Linked DNA regions of Homo sapiens: all the other regions are linked to region 2. The links are chromatin contacts, found by Hi-C or POLR2A ChIA-PET in ENCODE. All regions are on one chromosome and are shown on one strand. The core of a region is the stretch at or near the end of the contact, and the rest is flanking DNA. Distances in the headings are between cores, read along the strand shown.

Region 1 (3,780 bases), core at 852-3,351, 110 kb after region 2:
ATATAATAGTAGCCAATGTTTATTGAGGTCCTGTTAGGTGCCAGGCACTCTTCCATGTATCATCTCATTAATTCCTGCCAACAGCCTGTCTAAAGAGGTTGCTACTTTTATCATTCTCATCTTTCAATAAAGAAACCGAGGCAGGTTGGGCGCGGTGGCTCAAGCCTGTAATCCCAGCACTTTGGGAGGCCAAGGTAGGCAGATCACCTGAGGTCAGGAGTTCGCGACCAACCTGGCTAACATGGTGAAAACCCATCTCTACTAAAATACAAAAATTAGCTGAGCATGGTGTGTCTGGCGTCTGTAATCCCAGCTACTTGGGAGGCTGAGGCAGGAGAATTGCTTGAACCTGGGAGACGGAGGTTGCAGTGAGCCAAGATCGTGCCACTGCACTCCAGCCTGGGCAACAGAGCAAGACTCCGTCTCAAAAAAAAAAAAAAAAAAAAAGAAAGAAACGGAGGCACATAGATATGCTAAGTAACTTGCTCACATGTACACAGCTTGCTGGTGGCAGAGCCAGGGCAGAACCATTGCACTACACTGTCTCTTGTTCTCTCTCTCTCTTCTTTTTTTTTTTTGGGACGAAGTCTCGCTCTGTCGCCCAGGCTGGAGTGCAGTGGTGCGATCTCAGCTCACTGCAAGCACCGCCTCCCAAGTTCACGCCGTTCTCCTGCCTCAGCCTCCCGAGTAGCTGGGACTACAGGCGTCCGCACCACGCCCGGCTAATTTTTTGTATTTTTAGTAGAGACAGGTTTTCACCATGTTAGCCAGGATGGTCTCTCTCTCTTTTTTGAGACAGGGTATCGCTCTGTCATCCAGGCTGGAGTGCAGTGGCGCCATCACTTGAGGCTCACTGCAGCCTTGACCTCCCGGGCTCAAGTGATACTCCCATCTCACTCTCCTGAGTAGCTGGGACTACAGTCTGCGCCACCACGCCTCGCTAATTTTTGTATTGTTATTAGAGACAGGGTCTGGCCATGTTGCCCAGGCTGGTCTCACACTTCTGAACTCAAGCAATCCTCCCGCTTTGGCTTCCCAAAGTGCTGGGATTACAGGCATGAGCCAACTCGCCAGGCTCTTGTTCTCTTTATGCAAAATAATTAAGCACCTTCTTCGATGATTACCGTTTTCTTAATACAAAATAGCAGAAACTTCTCCCAGAGGTCTTTTAAGACACAGGTGGTTTAACTTCTACTGACTCTATTTATATTCTTTTTTGTTTGTTTCTTTTTTCCTTTCATAAGCTTTGGGAAGCATAATAACCAATCATTCCATATTCATTCATATTACTGCAAAATTACTTTGAAGATTGTCAGAATGATGTTCTATTTGTCCAAGAATCTTTCGGAGTAGGGCAGGTCATAGTACCTCCTGTCTGTGGGAGGCAGAACGGAGTTTTGCTGTGGTTCCAGATTTCCAGGGATTCACAGACCTGGCTTCAATTGTCTTTGCAATTTATTATCCCTGCGACTCTAGCTAAATGACTTAACCTCTGTGCCCACCTCACCGTGCCTGGCACAGAGTAAAGATGTGGGAGCAGAGAGACAGGATCCGGGCTCATTCCCCAGCTTTGCTCCTGTGTGGTCTTGGGCAAGTCCCTTCACCTCGTTGGGCCTAACTCTGCCCAGCTGTAAAATGGATGAGACCGCCCCCCCCCCCGCCCCGCCAGGAACTCCGAGGTTTCTTCTGGCTCTGACGTTCTGGGCTCTGTGCCTACCTCCCAGCTGTGAAGAATGGGCACTAAGGCGATGTCTCGCTCACAAAACCATTTTTGTTGAAAACGATAAATCCCAGGTAGGGATTTACGGGGGATATCGGGTGAGGCCTGGACGGCCGTGTGGGGAATAAGATGCGCGGCTATTTCTAGGCAGGGGATGGGCGTGGCGGGCGGCGGGCCGGGTGTGCTGGCAGCGCAGCATCCCTGCGGGCGGGGAGGGCGTCTGCAGATGAGCTCGGAGGCCGAGGCCCGGGAGGACCGCGGATGCAGCGGCTGCGCACTGGTACGACCAGCCGGCCGATTTGCGTGTCTCCGCCCCTACAACGAGCTGGTTGGGGGGCTGTTCTGGTGCCGCGCGCCGATTGGATGAGAGGCCCGCCGCTCAGGCCCTGGAGCGGACGGTTCCTACTGCGGCTGGGCACCGGCTCCGCTCCCGCGTCTGCCCGCGCTCCAGCTGCGCCTGGCCCGGCCCCGGCCCGGCTCGGCGTGGCCCCGGCCTCCAAGCGAAGGCGCCGCTGCCGCTGGGCCGCTCCCAGGGCCATGAGGAAGCGGCGGCAGCCACTGCGGCCCGCGTCAAGGTGACCGGCCGGGACTGCGGCGGCGGGGAGAGCGGCGGTGAGAGGCGCGGCCGACGGGGCGGGGCGGGGCGGGGCGGGCCCTGAGGCCGGGCCTGAGGGAGCTGCAGGTGTGGGGGGCGGGACCCCGAGGGCCGCCGAAGCCGGGGAGGGGCCTCGGTGCGGGAGGCGGGGCCGGGGCCGTGCCTGCGGGTGCCCGGCGCCGGGGCCTGGCCGGGGTCCGGGGGTTCTGGGGTCCGGGGCCAGGGGCGCGCTGGTCCCCGGGAGCGTGAAGGACGGCGGGGAAGAGGCGCGGGCGCGGGGGGCGGGGCCGGGGGGGCAGTTGGGCGGGGCGCCGCGGCTGCAGGTGCGGGGGGCGGGGCCGGCGGGGCTGCCGTGGGCGGGGCTGTGGGGTGCGGCCCGCGCTGGACCCAAGGAAAGCACAGGTGCGGGGGGCGGGGCCCGGGGACCTGCAGCGGTGGGGGGCGGGGCCCGGGTGGCTGCGGTACGGAAGCAGGGCCCCAGGTGAGGAGCAGGCGAGGGTGAGTGGTCGCCCGAGAAGGAAAGGCCGCCCTCTCCGCTGCCCAGGGGTGCTTGGGTGGGAGCGGGGGCTTTGGGCTCCCTGAGGATTCTGGGGGCATCCGGGGCTGCCGCTAGAAGGGCCGTCCGGGCCTGCCTGTGCCTCTGCTGACTCGGGCTTGGAGCTCAGCTGCCCTGGTTACTGGCCGGTTGCCTCCCCTATGCTACGCCGCGCCCTAAGTGGGGCGCGCTGTTTTTCGCACCTCAGGGGCTTTCCTGTTGCTATTGAAGGGGCTTGCCAGGATGCGGGGGGCGGGGGGTTGGTTGTCATTGGATGATCGGTTGTTGAAAAATGTGTGTGCTTGAAGAGTAGTATGAGGCTTGGGAGGGGTCCTGGCTTGCTGGCCACTGGTACCAGAAGCTGCTGTAGATCTCAGCAGTGCGTCTCAAAAAGACTGAAATGGCAGCCTGTTAAGTGGGGAGAGCAGGGATGAGAATTCAGAAGCTTTTGACTATGCTACCTGGGAGAGTTTTTCACCTGTTTCCTCCGTTGCAAAATGAGCATGTTAGTACCTGCCTGTGTGCCTCCCAGGGGCCTGGTGAGGATAGGATGAAACAGTGCCTACTGAGCAAATCGCTGGATAAAGTTATGAGTTTCCTTTTTCTTGTGCCGATGGGCAGGTTGGATTCAGGGACTGGAGAGTCTAAAGAAGAGAGGGTTTGTTTCTAGTTAAGAGGTGAGACTAGACCACTGTCTTTTCGCAGTTTGGGATGAGGTTTTGTTGGGAGTTCCCAAAAGACTCAGCCGTGTCTTGGATCGTGACTGCTTCTCTCTGCGAGGCCTCTGAGGGAGCTGCTGCAACGCAGGGAGCAGTGGCAAGTGGAAGCAGCAGAACATTTGTTTGCTGACCTTTAGACCCCAACCCCGGTGAGGACTCTGAGCTGGAACATAAAGCTCAGGCCTGAGGCTATGGAAGTCCCTCTGCCCCC
Region 2 (3,953 bases), core at 374-2,873:
AGTATACTCAACTAGGCTGGGTGCAGTTGCTCACGCCTGTAATCCCAGCACTTTGGGAGGCCGAGGCGGTTGGATCATGAGGTCAGGAGTTTGAGACCAGCCTGGCCAAGATGGTGAAACCCCGTCTCTACTAAAAATACAAAAATTAGCCAGGCATGGTGGCATGCACCTGTAGTCTCAGCTACTCGGGAGGCTGAGGCAGGAGAATCGTTTGAACCTGGGAGGCGGAGGTTGCAGTGAGCCAAGATTGTGCCACTGCATTCCAGCCTGGGCAACAGAGCAAGAATTCGTCTCCAAAAAAAAACAAAACAAAACAAAACAAAACCACAAGGCGGGGGAGCTGGAGCATACATGTTTGAAGTAGAATCTTTGACAAGCTGTTCTGCATCCACTCCCATTTCTGTGCTTCCATATTTGTTTTCTTTCATTTTGTTTTCTAGAAAAAAAAATTTTTTTGGTAGAATTCTCTAGGAAAGCTACACTCCTGTGTCCTAGGGCCCAACAACAAGCAAGACAGGCATAACAGCTGGGAAACCAATCAGCTTAAACTGAGACAGACAATATCAAACAGGCATGTCAGGCCCCACGAGAACATCCACCCTAAATCCAGAAGGCATTATGACCACATCGCTTCAGCTGCCTGGATTTCAGGTATAAATTAGTTCTTCTACAAAGAGGGCACTTGGTCTGTAAACGGGTCCAAAGGTAAGAGTCCCACCGCTAAAGACCTATCTCTCTTCTACACTAACATGGGGGGGCAGTGGGGAAGAAAGGGGCGAGAAGAGGTATGGAGGTTTTGGGAGGGAGTGGGAGAATTGGAGGCTAGAGAGATCGTTTCTGTCCCACCATCTGTGTGACCCCAGTGCCCAGCACAATGCAGCCCACGGAAAGGCACTGGTCCTTTCATTGACCATTTACTGAGCATCTACTACATGCCAAAAAGCGAGATGGGTGCTGTGAAGGCAGAAACGGATTTGGAGATAATCTCCGCCAGGCATACTGAGGTCAAGGTTTTCGTTCGTTTGTTTAGAGAAGAGACGGAGAAGGTCAAGGTGTTTTTGTTTGTTTTGTTGTTGTTGTTGTTGTTGTTTAAGAGTCTTGCTCTGTGCTCAGGCTGGAGTGCAGCGGCGTGATCTCGGCTCACTGCAACCTCTGCCTCACGGGTTCAGGCAATTCTCCTGTCTCAGCTTCCCAAGTAGCTGGGATTACAGGCGCGCGCAACCACGCTCAGCTAATTTTTGTATGTTTTGTAGAGACAGGGTTTCACCATGTTGGCCAGGATGGTCTCGAACTCCTAGCCTCAAGCGATCATCCCCTCTCGGCCTCCCAAAGTGCAGGGATTACAGACGTGGGCTACCGCGCCTGGCCTATGCCAAGGTTTCAAGAAGGTTTAGAACTCAGTATCTGCTCCCCTATTTTCAACAGCGTAGTCAGTCCCTAAAATTGACCCGCTCCAGAGTGTACTGCGCAGGCGCCCGCTACCTCCGCGCTCTCTCCCGACGCCCAGCTCAGACGGTAAGTCCCGCATGCGCACTCCGCTTTCTCTCTGACGCACCCCCGGAAGCACTGTCAGTTTCGGGGGGCGGGACCGGGAAGCGTTTCCGGGGGCTGAAGGCACAGGCTGAATCTGTTGCGGCAGCTGAGGCTACAACAGGCCTGCGCCGGCGGCAGAGAGGATATCTTGGGCGGGGGATGTGAGCGCTGAGCCCTTGGCAGGTACTGCGTGGCCAGGACCACGGGCGGCAAGGGTAGGGGAGGAGAAGTCGGTGGGGGAGTTAAGGGCTCCTCAGCAGGCCCCGACGCTCGCGCCGCTGGCCCCGCCAGGCCCATTCCGTGGACCGGCATACCAAAGCCCCGCGCGGGAGGTTGGGGTCCCGGCGCTCCAGCTCCGAATCCCGCAGTCTTCTGCCCACACGGCGCGCAGACCGCGATACCGAGGCCTTTGGGGCAGCTTCTCGCCCAAGGTCACCCTCGCGGCGGCGGAGCTCCGCCGGCCACAGCGCTTAGAGATCCCGCCCCCGTCCGTCCGCTGGCCTTTCGGGGCGTAGGGTGGGCGCGGCTTGACGACCTCGGGTTCGAGCCACCAATGCCTGAGGCCTGACGAGCCGAGCTGGGAGAAAGACTGCGCCTGGACTTAGCTGATCTTCTGTTTAAGTAAAACATTCAGCATCCCCTGTTGCTGTCTCTGTCACCTGTTGTAACCTGCCCTTTTTGTCTTTCAGCTAGGTCGCTGTCAACCTGATATTTCTCTCCACTTTGTCTTTGTCGGGGTATCTGGATCCTGTTTTATATCTGTCTCCACCTTGCTTCTGTGTCTGTTCACCCTGTCTCTGCCACTCAGCCCTTACTCTAATTCAGGGCCTGTCAGTCTGGCTTTTTGGCCATCTGTCTGTTTCTCTCTTTCTGCCAACTTTGTTTTTGCCTCTTGTCTCTCTTTCCTGAGTTTGGGTGGGGCAGGGCTGCCCAGACCTCTGAGCCATGGAAGGTGACTCATGACCCCGTGAAGTTCCCTGCACTGGTGACACTCTCAGTGACTCGACCGCAGTTTGGCCTCAACTCTGACAGGTGTCGCCCAACATAAGTGTCAGAGTGCAGGAGAGCCTGTCAGGGAGACAGGAGGCCCATTTTAGGGCCAGAGCAGCTTGATGAGTCCTCTCCTTTTCTCGCCTGTGGTTTCTCAGGCCTGCACAGCTTCCCAAATGCCTTCGCTCTATCCACTCACCACAGGATGGTCTCCAGGGATCTCTGGAGCCTGCTCTTTGAGTTACAGCTGTTTAACAGGCCTGTCTACAGGCTAAGAAAGGATCAGACTGAGGTCTTTGGGGCTACTGGAACAGTAGCAGGGTTTCTGGGATAACTGCATGCTTAGTTCAGAGATTGTGTCAGCATTTTCAGTTAAATTATAAGAAACCTAATAATTGGGAATTTATTATTTGCTTTATAAAAGCACCACGGGAGAAATAAACCACACACAAAAGGACAAATGTTGTTTGAGAGCACTTAAATGAAGTACCTAGAATAAACCAATTAAGAGACGGAAAGTAGAATAGTTTACCAGGGGCTGGGGAGAGGAGTTATTGCTTAATGTTACAGAACAGAGTTTTGGGGGATGATGAATAAGGTCTGGAAATGGGTTGTGATGATTGCACAACATTGTGAATGTACTTCACTGAATTGGACTCTTAAAATTACTTAAAATTGTTAAGTCTTAAAGTTTTATGTATATTTTATACAATACAAAAAACAAAAACAGTATTCATTGGAGACTCCTGAAACCAATAAGCTCCTTTTACATGTAATTTTTCAAAATTCATTCTGTAGTTGTTAGGAACACAGTTGAACCTGTGTTTATTGATTCCTACTCTCTTTACAGCAGTGGGTACAGCTGAGGTTCTTAGAAAAGTTTAGTTAAATGAATTTGGTTAAAATCTTTCTCAGGCTTTCTACTTACTTTCTGCCCTGGCTCTCCTCCCTCTGCCTTTCTTGGAATCAGTGCAAGAATGTGCTCATAAGTAGGATACTTGATAATTATGCTTTTCACAGGAAGAAAACTCATAAGGTTGAAAAATAGCCCTTTTATTATAATGCAAAATTATGTGTTATTTCTTGAGTTTCGTTATGGGGGATGCCTTTGTGGTTTTTTTGTTTTTTAAAATCTCTTATTTAAGCTGTCTATTTGCCTTTAAGGTAGTTTATCAAGCTTTCTAATAAGATATCACAACTGAATTACTACTTTATTTAATTGAATCCTAGATGCTGTTATTTCATGTACCACCAAGGAAGGGAGAAACCCTGCTAATTGAACTATGGCTTAATACGCTCTTATCGTTTAGACTTTTTATTATTGAAAACACTTTTAGACTTAGACACTAAAACATGGTATCAATGCCTATTCTAATGCATATATACAAAGGAAAAATAAGAACACATTGGTTAAAGTGTTCGTTAAACTT
Region 3 (4,136 bases), core at 1,376-3,875, 100 kb before region 2:
CTTGGGATGGGATGTGGCTGTGGGGTCTCTAGAGATGGTGGCAGGGATGGGGAGTATGGTGGTGATGGCAGAGACTCGAGGGAATTTGGTTTCCAAGGTGCATTCCTTGAAACTCTCAGGGTGTGTGTGCATGTGTGGACGTGTGTGTGTCTATGGAATAGCTCTGTGGGCCGGTTTGCCTGGATATGTCCTGCATGAAGCTGGGGGTCTGCAGGTGTCAGACCATCGTGCATGGCTGTGTCTCCTGGCGAGGCCGCATGTCTCTGCACCTGGAGACACGTGTCCCTGATGTGGCGACGTGCTGGTGGAGATGTTTGCATACCCCACACGGCGTCATTGCCTATCTTTGCATGTCTGCATCTGGGAGGCCTCTGGGCCTCCTGTCCGCAGACCTGACGTCCCAGTGTTCTCTCCCTTCTGCCAGCCCTCTGGTTGCTCCCCGACCTCCTCTCCCCACACCTGTGGCAGGGACCACCCGAAGGCCACCTCTCATCCCTGGATGCCCGCGGGCACCAGCGCCCCCTAGGGGCAGGCCCCGCCCTGCACCCTCTTCTGGGCTCTCCATTCACAGCCCTCCCCGGGCAGTTCCAGCTGCCTTCAGAGTCTAACGACTTGGAGGACCTCCGGTTCATGTCCTCCTCTACACTCCAACAACCCCAAGAGGCAGGTCCCCATGTTTCTGAAGGGAAAACCCAGGCTTGGAAGGCGAAAGCGACCAGCCCAATGCAGCAAAGCTAGCAAGGGACAGCCGAACCAGGGCTCGAACCCAGGTGCAGTTGCAAACCCATGGCCTGGCCACCACGCCAGCTGCCTCCCCAAGACCAGACTCTCTGGCCCTGCGATCCGGTCCTCCAGGTCAGGCCCAGGGTCCCGGGAACAAGGAAACTCCTACCTTCAGAGTGCCTCACTGAGGCTCAGAGAAATCAAGTTGCTCAACCCAGACTGCACAGCACAGAGGGAGGATTAATGGGGCTTTCTGTCCAAGCCACAGGCTGGGCTCATGTGAGGAGCTCTCTAAGCTCCACCCTCGCCCATAATGGGCTGACAGCTCTCTTGCCTACAGCAACCGTTTAAAATCCTGTCACTAAAAAATGTGGGGTGAGGGGTGAAGGGGAGGAGCTGTGCTAATCCGTCTCTCCCTTGTCACCTGCCTGTCTTCTTTCCCTAGCCCAGAAGGTAAAGGCATGGGTTGGCAGAGAAAATGTAGGCTGAGTCCCGGGGAATAAGCGGTCACCCTCTGAACCCCCTTTCTGGGAGCAGATTTTTAATTTTGACTGTCACCCAGGCTGGAGTGCGGCGGTGCAATCATAGCTCACTCTAAACCTCAGACTCCTGGGCTCAAGCAAGCCTCCAACCCAAGCCTCCTGAGTAGCTGGAGCTACAGGCACACGTCACCATACCCAGCTAATTTTTTAAGTTTTTCTGTAGACACGGAGTCTCTGTTGCCTACGCTGGTCCTGAACTCCTGGTCTCAAGCAACCTTCCCACCTTGGCTTCCCAAAGCACTGGGATGATAGGTGCGAGCTGCTGTGCCCAGCCCAGGGGCCAGTGTTAAACAGGACGGGCACTAGTGGAATGCCTGCCCCTGCCAGTCTCAGACTTTGGGCCATTGGCCCTCACGACAACTCAGAACAGCTCCTAGCCCATTGCACAGATAAGAAAACTGAGGCTTGGAGAGTAACTTGGTTCCGGAATGATTCCTCCCAGGAATTTGAGGTTTAGGCCATGGATCCTGTGGAGTTGAGAAAGGAGAGATCACAGGCAAGGAGTATAACTCTGAGGTCACCCTACAAAACTTATCTTCAATGACTCTGAGAGCCCCCAGTCCTGCCTCTGGAACCCCTCACTGCTGCCAGCCCCTGTCGCGCACCCCAGATTGGAGAAGGTGAGGTATGTGCAGCAGCTGTACAGATTGACAATCAGCCTGGACAGATGGGCATATGGGGGACGGTCAGGAGGAGGGCCACCACATAGAGCCATGCAATCCCTAGCATCATGTGAGTGGCACCCTGGATGCAGGCAGTGCAGTGGCAGGTCAATGCCTGGCCTGCAGGGTGGTCAGCTGGCGGAGACGCAGAACGTTGGGAGAAGGCTGCTGGGTTCCCCTCAGCTCCTCATCAGCAGGGAAGGGAGCACTCGGGGAGCACTCCCACGCACCTGACACTGGCTGAGCCTCCTGTGTCCTGCCTCACTGACACCTCGCAGCCCCGGGGGCAAATGATGTCCATTTGGAAGATGAGGACATGGCCCTCCAACCCCCATTCCTCCCAGGACCACCTGTCCTCCAGCTGTCACTGGTCTGCCCCAGAAGCCCCCTTTGGCATGAGTTTCCCCTGACTCTATGCCAGGCAGACCTTGACCCCAGGCATTGATGGACACGGGGACTCTGTTCATGGCTTTGACTTCAGAGCAACCCCTGCAGCCTGACAGAAGGGAGACCTGCCCTGGGCTGCTTCTTGCTTTGCCCTTCAGCCCTAGCTTGGCAGAACCTTCCCAGACCCAGCCCACCTGGGCAGAGCCTAAGAAGGAGTTAGGAGAAAGACTTACAGGACTCAACGAGTGGCAGGCTGATGATGGCTGTGCCTGGGAAAGCAGAGAAAGCCTCCTAAAGGAGGGACGTTCGGGCTGAGCCTGCAAAGATGAGTCAGCGTGCGTGGGGTGAGAGGAGGCGGGTAGGTGGAGCACAGGCTCAGAGGTGGGAGCTGCAGAAGTCTGGGGCAGCAGGGCACAGCCAGCTTGGATTCACAGTCTGAAGGCTGGAGGTGGCAGAAGGTGAGAGCCCCAGCACTACCACGCTGGGCATGCCAGGGTCATTCATGTCCTTGGCAGCAAGAGACACTTAACATGTCACATCCTGTTCTTTGATTTAGCAGGGAATAAAATGAGCACACTACGAGATACTGGAAATGCAAAGGAGTGTATGTATTCTCAAACATACCTATTCATGGCCCAAAGAGGAATGACAAAAACCTCTTTACCCACTTACTAGACAAAGAAAATGTACATTTTTAATTCCTTAGAGTCCTGGGTGTTCCCCTACCATAGTTTCAAGAGCCTTCATTTCTTCACTGGGAAAACTGATCCCAATAGCTCAGCCACAGCACAGAAAGCCCAGAATCTCGTGGGAACGGGCCCAAGGGAAAGCGGCCCTTGGTGCATCTTCCCTCTGCATCGAACATGCAGGTGGCTTGCTGTGAGGAGCACTCCACTTTCACTCGTGGCCCCCAATCCCCCTCCCCGTATCAAATCTTGGGGCGCTTTGCTGTTAAATCCCCAGAACAGACCTGAATTTCGCTACAAACCTGCAATCACCCGTCAGGCCACGAGGTGGCGATCCGGAGTCAGTCAGGTGTAGCCCACGTGGCCGGCGGAGCGCTGAGGGGCGGCGGGGACTGAGGAGGCTCCTGATCGTGGCCAAAGAAGGCAGGAGCGAGGACGCCGCCTCCGCAGAGGCTTCTGTGAGCCCCGCACTGCGTGGGCGCTGCTCACCGAGGACACCGCGGATTCCCCCACGCAACCCTGAGTGGATGGAAGCGCGCATTCCCATTTCACAGGACAGGAGAGCGGGCTCAGAGATGTTAAGGAGCCTGCCTGAGGCCACACAGCTGGGAAGCGGCAGGCTGGGGTCTGAACCAGGGCTGGGGCAGTGCAGAGACACACGAGGAGGAAAATAGAGGGAGATGGGCAGGGAAAAACCAAAAACGATAGCAACCGCTTTGGAGCCTTGTTATGCCTGACCCACGGACTCCTCACGCCGACCCGTGCGGCGGGGACTGTTGCCACCCCGTTTTATTGCTGGAGATGGTGAGGATCAGGAAGGCTAAAAGCCTGGGGGGCGCTGCTTACCCGCAGCTCCGTGGCCCCGCTTACCCGCAGCACCGTGGCCCCGCTTACCCGCAGCACCCTGGCCCCTGCCTACGGCGCTTACCCGCAGCTCCTCGAGCCCGGAGGGAGGGCCATGAGGTGGAAGTAGGGGACAGCTGAGCAGCCACCCCCCACCTCCCACCCCCATCCCCTGAGCTGCCACCTCCCACCCTCACCCGCAGCCCCAGCCCAGCCGGCCCCTTTTCCCTCGAGCAAGGTCAGCAGGCTTAGGTCCTCCCCAGGCCCCAGGCCAGCTTCCCCTTCCCCAGGAC

The links. Hi-C counts contacts between places; a loop is a spot of excess contacts on that map. ChIA-PET counts read pairs that join two places held with the same protein, here RNA polymerase II (POLR2A). Pooled maps may share reads with other maps.
Region 1: a loop to region 2 is called in a map of CD8-positive, alpha-beta T cell, with 32 times the contacts of the local background. The contact joins the promoter of RALGPS1 here to the promoter of ZBTB43 in region 2. A Hi-C loop is called at or near these places in 4 of 168 maps with a recorded cell type or tissue (CD4-positive, alpha-beta T cell, CD8-positive, alpha-beta T cell, OCI-LY7 and 1 more), 13 of 37 single-sample maps with no recorded cell type and 15 of 50 pooled maps. POLR2A ChIA-PET finds 5 or more read pairs at or near these places in 12 of 52 experiments (A549, CD4-positive, alpha-beta T cell, GM12878 and 7 more).
Region 3: a pooled map shows a loop between it and region 2 (5-fold over the local background). The contact joins the enhancer-like site here to the promoter of ZBTB43 in region 2. A Hi-C loop is called at or near these places in 1 of 168 maps with a recorded cell type or tissue (CD8-positive, alpha-beta T cell), 1 of 37 single-sample maps with no recorded cell type and 8 of 50 pooled maps. POLR2A ChIA-PET finds 5 or more read pairs at or near these places in 14 of 52 experiments (AG04450, B cell, CD8-positive, alpha-beta memory T cell and 9 more).

The regions. Positions count from the first base shown.
Region 1 is chr9:126,912,681-126,916,460 of GRCh38, forward strand. It overlaps RALGPS1 (Ral GEF with PH domain and SH3 binding motif 1), which reads left to right and starts at 2,102. Exons shown (of 19, transcript NM_014636.3): 1 at 2,102-2,295. RefSeq lists a silencer at 2,074-2,503 and an enhancer at 2,994-3,063.
Region 2 is chr9:126,803,417-126,807,369 of GRCh38, forward strand. It overlaps ZBTB43 (zinc finger and BTB domain containing 43), which reads left to right and starts at 1,624. Exons shown (of 3, transcript NM_014007.4): 1 at 1,624-1,716. RefSeq lists a silencer at 1,239-1,288 and enhancers at 1,350-1,851, 1,919-1,978, 2,389-2,498, 2,649-2,798.
Region 3 is chr9:126,702,111-126,706,246 of GRCh38, forward strand. No RefSeq gene overlaps it. Among named protein-coding and RNA genes, the nearest start is that of LMX1B, 90 kb to the left of the region's middle. RefSeq lists enhancers at 36-630, 2,674-3,399, 3,200-3,494, 3,400-4,125, 4,126-4,136. Within about 2 kb of position 2,626, at least 2 of the 41 ENCODE cell types and tissues checked have a DNase peak (open chromatin) inside an H3K27ac peak, as active enhancers do.